3 separate regions of the Homo sapiens genome follow, and regions 1 and 3 are each linked to region 2. A link is a contact called in ENCODE Hi-C or POLR2A ChIA-PET data. All regions are on one chromosome and are shown on one strand. The core of a region is the stretch at or near the end of the contact, and the rest is flanking DNA. Distances in the headings are between cores, read along the strand shown.

What was found. Hi-C counts contacts between places; a loop is a spot of excess contacts on that map. ChIA-PET counts read pairs that join two places held with the same protein, here RNA polymerase II (POLR2A). Pooled maps may share reads with other maps.
Region 1: a pooled map shows a loop between it and region 2 (4-fold over the local background). The contact joins two enhancer-like sites. A Hi-C loop is called at or near these places in 3 of 37 single-sample maps with no recorded cell type and 6 of 50 pooled maps. POLR2A ChIA-PET finds 5 or more read pairs at or near these places in 1 of 52 experiments (activated naive CD8-positive, alpha-beta T cell).
Region 3: a map with no recorded cell type shows a loop between it and region 2 (2.7-fold over the local background). The contact joins two enhancer-like sites. A Hi-C loop is called at or near these places in 1 of 168 maps with a recorded cell type or tissue (natural killer cell), 2 of 37 single-sample maps with no recorded cell type and 1 of 50 pooled maps. POLR2A ChIA-PET finds 5 or more read pairs at or near these places in 1 of 52 experiments (HCT116).

What each region holds. Positions count from the first base shown.
Region 1 is chrX:71,180,785-71,183,484 of GRCh38, forward strand. It overlaps LOC107985688 (a long non-coding RNA gene), which reads right to left. Exons shown (of 2, transcript XR_001755878.2): 2 at 2,598-2,700. Among named protein-coding and RNA genes, the nearest start is that of NLGN3, 37 kb to the left of the region's middle. RefSeq lists enhancers at 1,149-1,198, 1,255-1,549, 1,599-1,688. Within about 2 kb of position 1,272, at least 35 of the 41 ENCODE cell types and tissues checked have a DNase peak (open chromatin) inside an H3K27ac peak, as active enhancers do.
Region 2 is chrX:71,635,639-71,638,338 of GRCh38, forward strand. No RefSeq gene overlaps it. Among named protein-coding and RNA genes, the nearest start is that of CXCR3, 18 kb to the left of the region's middle. Within about 2 kb of position 1,418, at least 7 of the 41 ENCODE cell types and tissues checked have a DNase peak (open chromatin) inside an H3K27ac peak, as active enhancers do.
Region 3 is chrX:72,100,497-72,103,196 of GRCh38, forward strand. All of the region lies in intron 1 of NHSL2 (NHS like 2), which reads left to right. Among named protein-coding and RNA genes, the nearest start is that of RTL5, 30 kb to the right of the region's middle. RefSeq lists a silencer at 621-740. Within about 2 kb of position 1,380, at least 7 of the 41 ENCODE cell types and tissues checked have a DNase peak (open chromatin) inside an H3K27ac peak, as active enhancers do.

The sequences.
Region 1 (2,700 bases), core at 22-2,521, 460 kb before region 2:
TACGGAGGCCGAGATGGGCAGATCACCTAAGGTCAGGAGTTTGAGACTAGCCTGGCCAACATGGTGAAACCCTGCCTCTACTAAATAAAAATAAAATAAACCCCATCTCTACTAAAATACAAAAATTAGCTGGGCATGGTGGCACACTCCTGTAACCCCAGCTACTCGGGAGGCTGAGGCTGGAGAATAGCTTGAACCCGGGAGGTGGAAGTTGCACTGAGCTGAACCACTGCACTCCAGCCTGGATGACAGAGCGAAATTCCATCTCAAAATAAATAAATAAATAAATAAATAAATAAATAAATAAATAAATAAAGCTTAACCACAGAGGAGGCCAGGCGCAGTGACTCACGCCTGTAATCCAAGCACTTTGGGAAGCTGAGGCAGGTGGATCACCTGAGGTCAGGAGTTCGAGACCAGCTGGGCCAACATGGTGAAACCCCATCTCCACTAAAAGTACAAAAAATTAGCCAGATGTGGTGGCAGGTACCTGTAATCCCAGCTACTTCGAAGGCTGAGGCAGCAGAATCACTTGAACCCGGGAGGCGGAGGTTGCAAGGAGCCGAGATCGTGCCATTGCACTCCAGCCTGGGCAACAAGAGTGAAAACTCCATCTCAAAAAAAAAAAAAAAAATCATAGAGGAAGTTATCTGGTACAATGTATAGGGCACCTAAGCAAATCCTTTTTTGCCAGGGTAACCTTTCCCAACTCATGAGAGGTCAGAGGTTAGACAAAGCTGCGTAGACCCGAACCTGAAGGTTGGTGCAAAAGTAATGGCGGTTTTTGCAATTACCTTTAACGGCAAAAACCGCCATTACTTTTGCACCAGCCTAACAGATCTAGTGAGTTTCACAGTCCCTGGTGGAATCGGTTTCCCATACTGCTCTCAGTGCAGAGACCCTAGTGGGTGCCTTCTGTCCTGGCACGTGCTGCTTTCCGGTTCTGCGGTTACCCTGGCCCTTGGGTTTCCCCCACCCTCCTCCCATCCTTTTCAGGCTCCCGGAAAGAGAAGACCCCCAGTGAAACTCCACCCCTTCACATAGTTTTGATGACTTAGGACATGTGTTCGGACAAATACAAAAAAATGTGCTTACGATTCTAATTAGAAAAAGACACTTAGAATTGAGACTGCTTCTGAAAATCTGATCCTGTGCTGGCAGTTCCTGTTGTTCTCAGCTAGTATTTCGTTTTAGTCCCCTAAAGTGGCCATGTGACCTTGATAGCAAACGCCATCTTTCTGCGGAGCCCGCCTGAGCTGCGGCAAGCTGCTCTGACGGCTCGCTAGCAATCTGCCTTTTCCGATTTCAAAATCTTTAGACCGCCCACCAAAACCCTTTTTCCGGTCGGAGAGGCCCGGCAGGCTCTCAGGTCATTTGCGGAGCAAACGTGATTGACACGATCTGCGTCTAATGAATGTTCGTCTGCTTCCCAGCTCGGATTACTAGTTCCGCTCCCTTTCCCAGTTTGTTTTTGATGACTCATCCCTCAAATTCTTCACACACTCGCCTGATTCCCGCCCCTCCCGTCCTCTCTCTCCTCGCTCCCACTCGACGCCCACCCCCCACCTCCGCCGCCTCGCCCTAGGGAAGTGGATTTGGTGAATCCTATCGAGGATCGTTTTTTTACAGTGTATTTTGAACATATAGAAGCAAAAAGCACAATTTCCGTACAGGAAAGAGGAGGTTCATTTCCTTATAAGGAGCTTAACCCCTCACTGTTCTTTGAGCTTTTTCTCGTCCACAAGATCGGGGTGGGAGCAGGGGCAGGAGAAACGACAGCGGGGCTTTTGCCACTCAATTTCCAGTTCAATTCCAGAACCCCCGCAGCTCTGAGTCCCTAGCAAAGGTCAGCTGCCTTGCCCCAACAGCCGGCCCCACTGAGGGAGGAGTCCGGGGGAGTACAGTCAGGGTTGAAAGTTTACAAACATTTCTCTGGGTCTCGGGCATCTGCAGTGGGCACCTGCGGTGGGCACGTATGACAGTTTTGCCGGGGGCTGCAAATGCAAAATTGCAGCCCTAAAGAGGAAACAGACCTTCAGTCGTTAATAGGAGGAGGGGGAAAGGAAGGGGGAGTAAGAAAAGTAGGGAGCTGAGACTGAACTAACAAGCTCTTCTGGACCCAGACCCCTGAAATAGGCGAATGAATGGACTTCCACCTGCACAAGAAATCCTAGCTTTCCTGGATAGGGTCAAATGAAGCCAATAGAACATCCATAGTGAGAAGTTGGCAAGAGACTGGCTAAATTTGCCCCCTTTGGGCTGCTTCTTGTAGTCTCATTTGCTCTTTGATGCTCACACAACCATCACCACTTCTCTGCTGTGTCTCTTTATCCCACAGCTAAAGCATGTGATTGAAAACTTGCAGTTTGACCTAAGTTTAACACTGCCTTGTATAGGGCTTTGTGAATAATGGGTGCAGGATCAATTCCCCGGAGCCTGAGTATCATACCAAAGGCTAGAGACTCAGGGGCCTCCCAGTCTGCAAAGTGCTCTCAGACTCAGGCACATATTCTGAGGGAGCTTTTGCATTTTGGTCTTGGATCTCCAGGAGAGGACAGGAGTTTGCCGATTGGGAAAACAAAGAAGGTGCTAAGAAATAGGTGACCACCTTATTTTTTTATTCCCTCCTAAGCAGCCCCGCTGCTCTCCCTTTGGAGGCCCCTTGGCTAAGTCTCATCCAAAGTTCATTTGCATTGTCCA
Region 2 (2,700 bases), core at 168-2,667:
CCCCTTCGACATGTAATCTCACACACACACAGGTTCTGGGTTAGGATGTGGATGTAGATATCTTTGGTAGTTGGGGAATTATTCTGCCTACCACAGAGGCCTAGGAAGAAAAGGGTCGTTATCCTAGGAGGAAAAGTGGCAATGTCCCCTGGGAGATTTCCTGTGAAAACATGATGTTGGGCTACACCCCCCACTTAAGTATTTTAAGCTTGGTTTTTTCTTTTTGTGGAGACCGGGTTTCACTATGTTGCCCAGGCTGGTCTCGATCCTCCCACCTTGGCCTCCCAAAGTGCTGGGACTACATGCATGAGCCTCTGTGCCCGGCCTAAGTATTTTAACATTAGATTGGATGTTGGCTTTTTATTTTATTTTATTATTATTATTTTTTCCAAGACAGAGTCTCGCTCTGTCACCCAAGCTGGAGTGCAGTGGTGCAATTTGGGCTCACTGCAACCTCTGCCTCCCTGGCTTCAAGCGATTCTCCTGCCTCAGCCTCCCAAGTAACTGGGACTACAGGCACGTGCCACCACATCCGGCTAATTTTTTTGTATTTTTAGTAGACAATCAGTTTATCCCTTTAGGTGCCATAGGCTGAAGCCTGTATCTTCCCTCCTTGTGTTTCCCTCTTTCTCCCCACACCTTATCAAAATGAAGCCAGCTATGTGCTTTATTGCCTCAGGAGAGGTATACAGCCTGGGTAGAAGGAGAAGAGGGAGGAGAGAGAGAGCTGTGGGTCCCCGGGCCCTGCTTCCTAGTAACACTCTGAGGAGCTGGTAATTCCCCAAAGAGGAGTGGTCCCTTGGTGTGTGCAGGGAGATGCACCGGAAACTGCAGGCCTTCCAGCTGCCTGGCAGATTTCCTCAGCCACAGAAGCAGCAATGAACAGGGTAGAATGAATGGCTTAGCAGAAACTTACAGACAACAAGACCCTCTACCCCTCTGCCCCTAGATGTCTGATACCGTGAAAGGTCCCAAGACCTCTTCTTGACATCAGGGAAGCAGGAAATGTGAGGATGACTCAGGGTGAATTTCCCAGACTCTGCCAAGACGGAGTGCAGAATTGAAATTAGATTGATATAGAAAAACAATAAAGAGAGGCAATGTTTCTTGTATACCTAGATTTATAGTCTGGGATGACTAACAATAAAGAAAGATACACCTTTCAATGTACTGAGGAGCCTGGGCATAGTAGAAGAGAAAGCAGGGGGGAGCCATGCATAGTACACGGGGAATCACAAGTTTAACATGAAGCTTTTGATTTTCTTTATCCACATCAGAGAATATGATTCTCCTTCACAGGGCAGTTAATATGCAATAGCATTATGGGAAGACTGAGAAAGAATGAAAAATAGCTGGGGTGCTCTAAAGAACATTTCCTACGTAAATTGGTGCAGCCTTTTTGGAGAGCAGCTGGGTAGTATCTAGGCAACAGGTGCATCTGCGATGATTCAGCAACCCTACCAGCACAAGTGCTCAGAAGCGTATGTTCTTAAATAGGTTCCCTCCTCTCTGCCCTTCCTCCCGAGGCTCAAGCTGGCATCTCTCTACTGGCCCGCTGTGACAGCCCCTCTTACCTGATTCCCCTGTGCCCAGTCTTGCCTTGATATGGAAAGATTGCTCAGGATACAAATCTAATCATATCATTTCCCTGTTCAAAACTCGACAGTGCTCTTCCCCATGGCCCTGTGTATATAGGTCGATGCCCTGAGCCTGACACACAAGGCCCCAGTGGCCTGGCTCTTTAACAAGAGTCCCACTTACTAAGCATACTGCCAAGTTTGTTCACCAAATGAGTCAACAGGCTCCTCTCCATGCCTCTGTGCATGTGTTCCCATGTGCTCTGTCCTAACTCAGTTGCCTTATCCATTGGGAATCTCTTCCTTTCAGAAGCTGGCCTCAAACCTCCAATGCAGTAGTGACTGCTTCTTTTTGGGCTCCCACAGGACAGTCTGCACCAGCGTAGAATAGAATTTTGGATACCGGATTTTAATTTTTTTTTTTTTTTTTTTTTGAGACAGGGTCTTGCTCTGTCGCCTAAGCTGGAGTGCAATGGCATGATCTCGGCTCATTGCAACCTCTGCCTCCCAGGCTCCAGTGATCCTCCCACCTCAGCCTTCTGGATTGTAATTTTTAAAACAATTCTTTTTCCTCCACTTAAAGAATTCTTTGAAGATACAGGCTATCCCTGGTAGGTCTATATTCCCACCGTCTTGTAAGATTCTCAGTGATTCTCTCCAAGGACTTGGTTTCAGGCCCTGGGGCTCGGCTCCTCATTCTCCCAGATCACTTTCTTCTGGTCTCAGTTACCTCAGGCTAAGGGACTGGACTTAGAGATGACTTCAACACCAGAGGGGTGGCGCAGGCAGTAAGTCCTGCTTTCACTCAGCTGGATCAACAAAAGACACGATATCTGGACTGCATGCCTGTATCTGTCACTTCCTGTATGATCATGGACAGATCACAGTCTTTAAGGCTGTTTCTTCCTCAGTAAAATGAGCAAAATAATAATAGCTACCCTCAGAGACTGTTGTGTAGTTACTGAGAGACGAAGTGAAAGTGCTGCACTCTAATAACCTCCAAAGAACCATGTTAGTTAAATGTGGCACAGAAAAATAGATGAAAAAAAATTAAGTTCCTAATTTAGGAACTTGTTTATACATATTAAATCCTCTCTATTTCTTTCCCAGTCTTTAAACTAAC
Region 3 (2,700 bases), core at 130-2,629, 460 kb after region 2:
CCTCAACCCCTGGGCCATGGACCCGTACCAGTCCATGACCTGTTAAGAACTGGGTCACACAGCAGGAGGTGAGTGGCAGGCGGGCGAGCATTACCGCCTGAGCTCCACCTCCTGTCAGATCAGCAGCGGCATTAGATTCTCATAGGAGCAGGAACCCTACTGTGAGCTGTGCATGTGAGGGATCTCAATTACTTGCTCCTTATAAGAATCTAACTAATGCCTGATGATCTGAGGTGGAACAGTTTCATCCTGAATCCATGCCCCCACCCAAGTCCGTGGAGAAATTGTCTTCCACAAAACCAGTCCCTAGTGCCAAAAAGGTTGGGGACTGCTGTGTTAACTTACATGCCATTATGTGGCATATTGCTGTACAAATGGCCCTGGCCTTTCCACAAGCCGTAGCATGGCCACAGAGATATAGAAAGAGCCTGAGTGCTCACGAGGTGATTATCTGAGGTCTGTCACAGGTTCCCCTTTCTTTGCTTTCAGAGGCATCTCTGTTCACAGCGTCTCATCACACTCAAAACCCAATGCCTGTTTCCTTTTTTTTTTTTTTTTCAAAAGCAGAGTGTGTGGCAACGGGGCTCTGAGGAAATCCCTACCACTGTGGTTGGGGAGGGTGTGGTGTGAAGAACCCACATTGTGGCTTACTCAACTGTGAGATCTTAACTCTGTGGCCCCAGAGCCACTGTGCTCCTGGGCGGCAGTGGTGACAGCCATGGCGGCACAGCTTAGAGCCTGGAATGGTAAGCATGGGCTCAATTGCATCCTGCAAGAAGACTCGCATCAGGGTTTGAGCTCGGGGTTTGGTGTCTGGGTGGGTGTCGGCAGAATGGGAGGAGGCAGGTGGCTGGAGAGCACTGGGGACAGGTGGAGCAGCCAGTTTTGCCCTGGCCTGAGTCAGGCCAGGTTTGGGAAGCATTTGGACTCCACAGCAGGCTTGGGTGCTCGGCCCCTGGATTGACAGGAAGCTGAGAAATGTGATTATCTCCCACGGGACAACATGCTGTCCCCAAACAAAGGTGGCGGTCGCATGCCCACTGCCTAAGTTCTAAACGAGCCCTCCCCCAGCCTTTTCTCCCCAAGCTGGCCAGCTACAAGACCCAACCCCATGGTGGAGCCGAGGGTTCAGAGCAGCTAGGCACAGGAGAAAGGAATTTCCTCCTGTGGCTGCCTGGGAGGGAGCTCTTTTTCATCGGCCCCACCTGCCAGCTTCCCCATTACCAGGCCGAGGAGTGGAACACCAGCATTCCTTTTCCCTTCCTACTGCTGCCTCCTCCAGCCCTGCAGCCTAGAAACTCTCAGTGGTATCAGACTCCTGAAGCACCAGGCAACAGCCCAGCTTCTTTCTGCTTGGTCACACAAGCTGTGGCCTCCCAAATCATGCCTGGGCTAGGAAGACAGAGCAGTGTCACAGGAAATCTAAGTCCCATGCACATGGTGATCTCACCCCAGCCTCTACTGCTTCAGCCCCCTCCTGAGGCTGGCCAAAGCGTAGAAGCCCTGCTGATTAAGCCTCTTCCCTGAATGTTGGCAGCCTAGGCTCTGCACTAACTTAGCACCTAGTGCAGAGCCTGTCACGTGCATGGGAGCTACCCAGTAGCATTCTCTTGGACGGATAAATGCATGGGTGAATTAACATGCTTTGGATATTGTCTTTGTTGTACCTCCTCAGGGCTCCCAAAGCCTTAAAACTAGAACTTGTCACCTCATCACTTTAGAACCTTCTATTTGCAGGCATCTATGCACCTGCTGATCTCTCCCACTAAGAAAAGGTGACAAGAGAAACCAGCCAGGGGATTCCTGAGGGTAGTCTAGGAGTCTCGAAGCCTTGCAGTGGTCTTCCAGGCTGAATCATCCTACCTCGAGAACCAAGAGCATGAGAGTTGGCATCAGACAGACTTAGTTCAAGTCTCAACCCTGCTATTTCCTGTATATATAATCTTAGTCAAAAGTCATTTCACCACTCTTAAGATTTAGTACTCTACTCTGTAAAATGGGGCTAAAAATACCTACCCAGCATTATGGTGAGGAATAAATGAGAAAATGTGTTAGGTTGAATCCTATGAAACTGTCCAAAGCATTTAAATGCCAGCAAATTTGTATGGTTCAACCTAATATATAAAGTAGCCTTTATAAACTATAAAGTATAATAAATAGCCCTATATAAGTATTCATTATTCTTAACAGATATAATTTGTAAGTCACAGAATATTGTTTCTTGCAGTATTAGTAATCCCTTTCATCAGAATACAGGTCAAACTAACAGAAGAAGCCACTTATCTGACAATCGTGGGCTGCAGGCATTTCCTGGAGCATTTTGGCCTGGGAAATAGGGAGCAGGTATTTTTAGGAAACTAGACTGGTTCATGGAAAGCAATGGAGGTGAACACCAGGGTGACTCGTGACAGCTCCTACCTGGAAATGATTAACCCGCAAAAGCACAGTAGGAGTTGGCACATTCTCTTGCCCCAGATGGGAGTACCCACTCCCTAGCTCCAGTAGCAAAGCAGAGGCTGCCTAGGACAAACATTCCTTCCCGGGGGACAGAGCCAAAGGGTCCTAGGCCAGCAGACATCTGGAGGAAACTAAAAACAGCTTCTTGCCAACTTTTCCCTCCCTAGTGGCAGCTATCAAGCCCAGGTAGCTCCTCTTGACCTAGCAAAGTCCCACGCCTGGGAAAGCTTGGATTTGGAACTG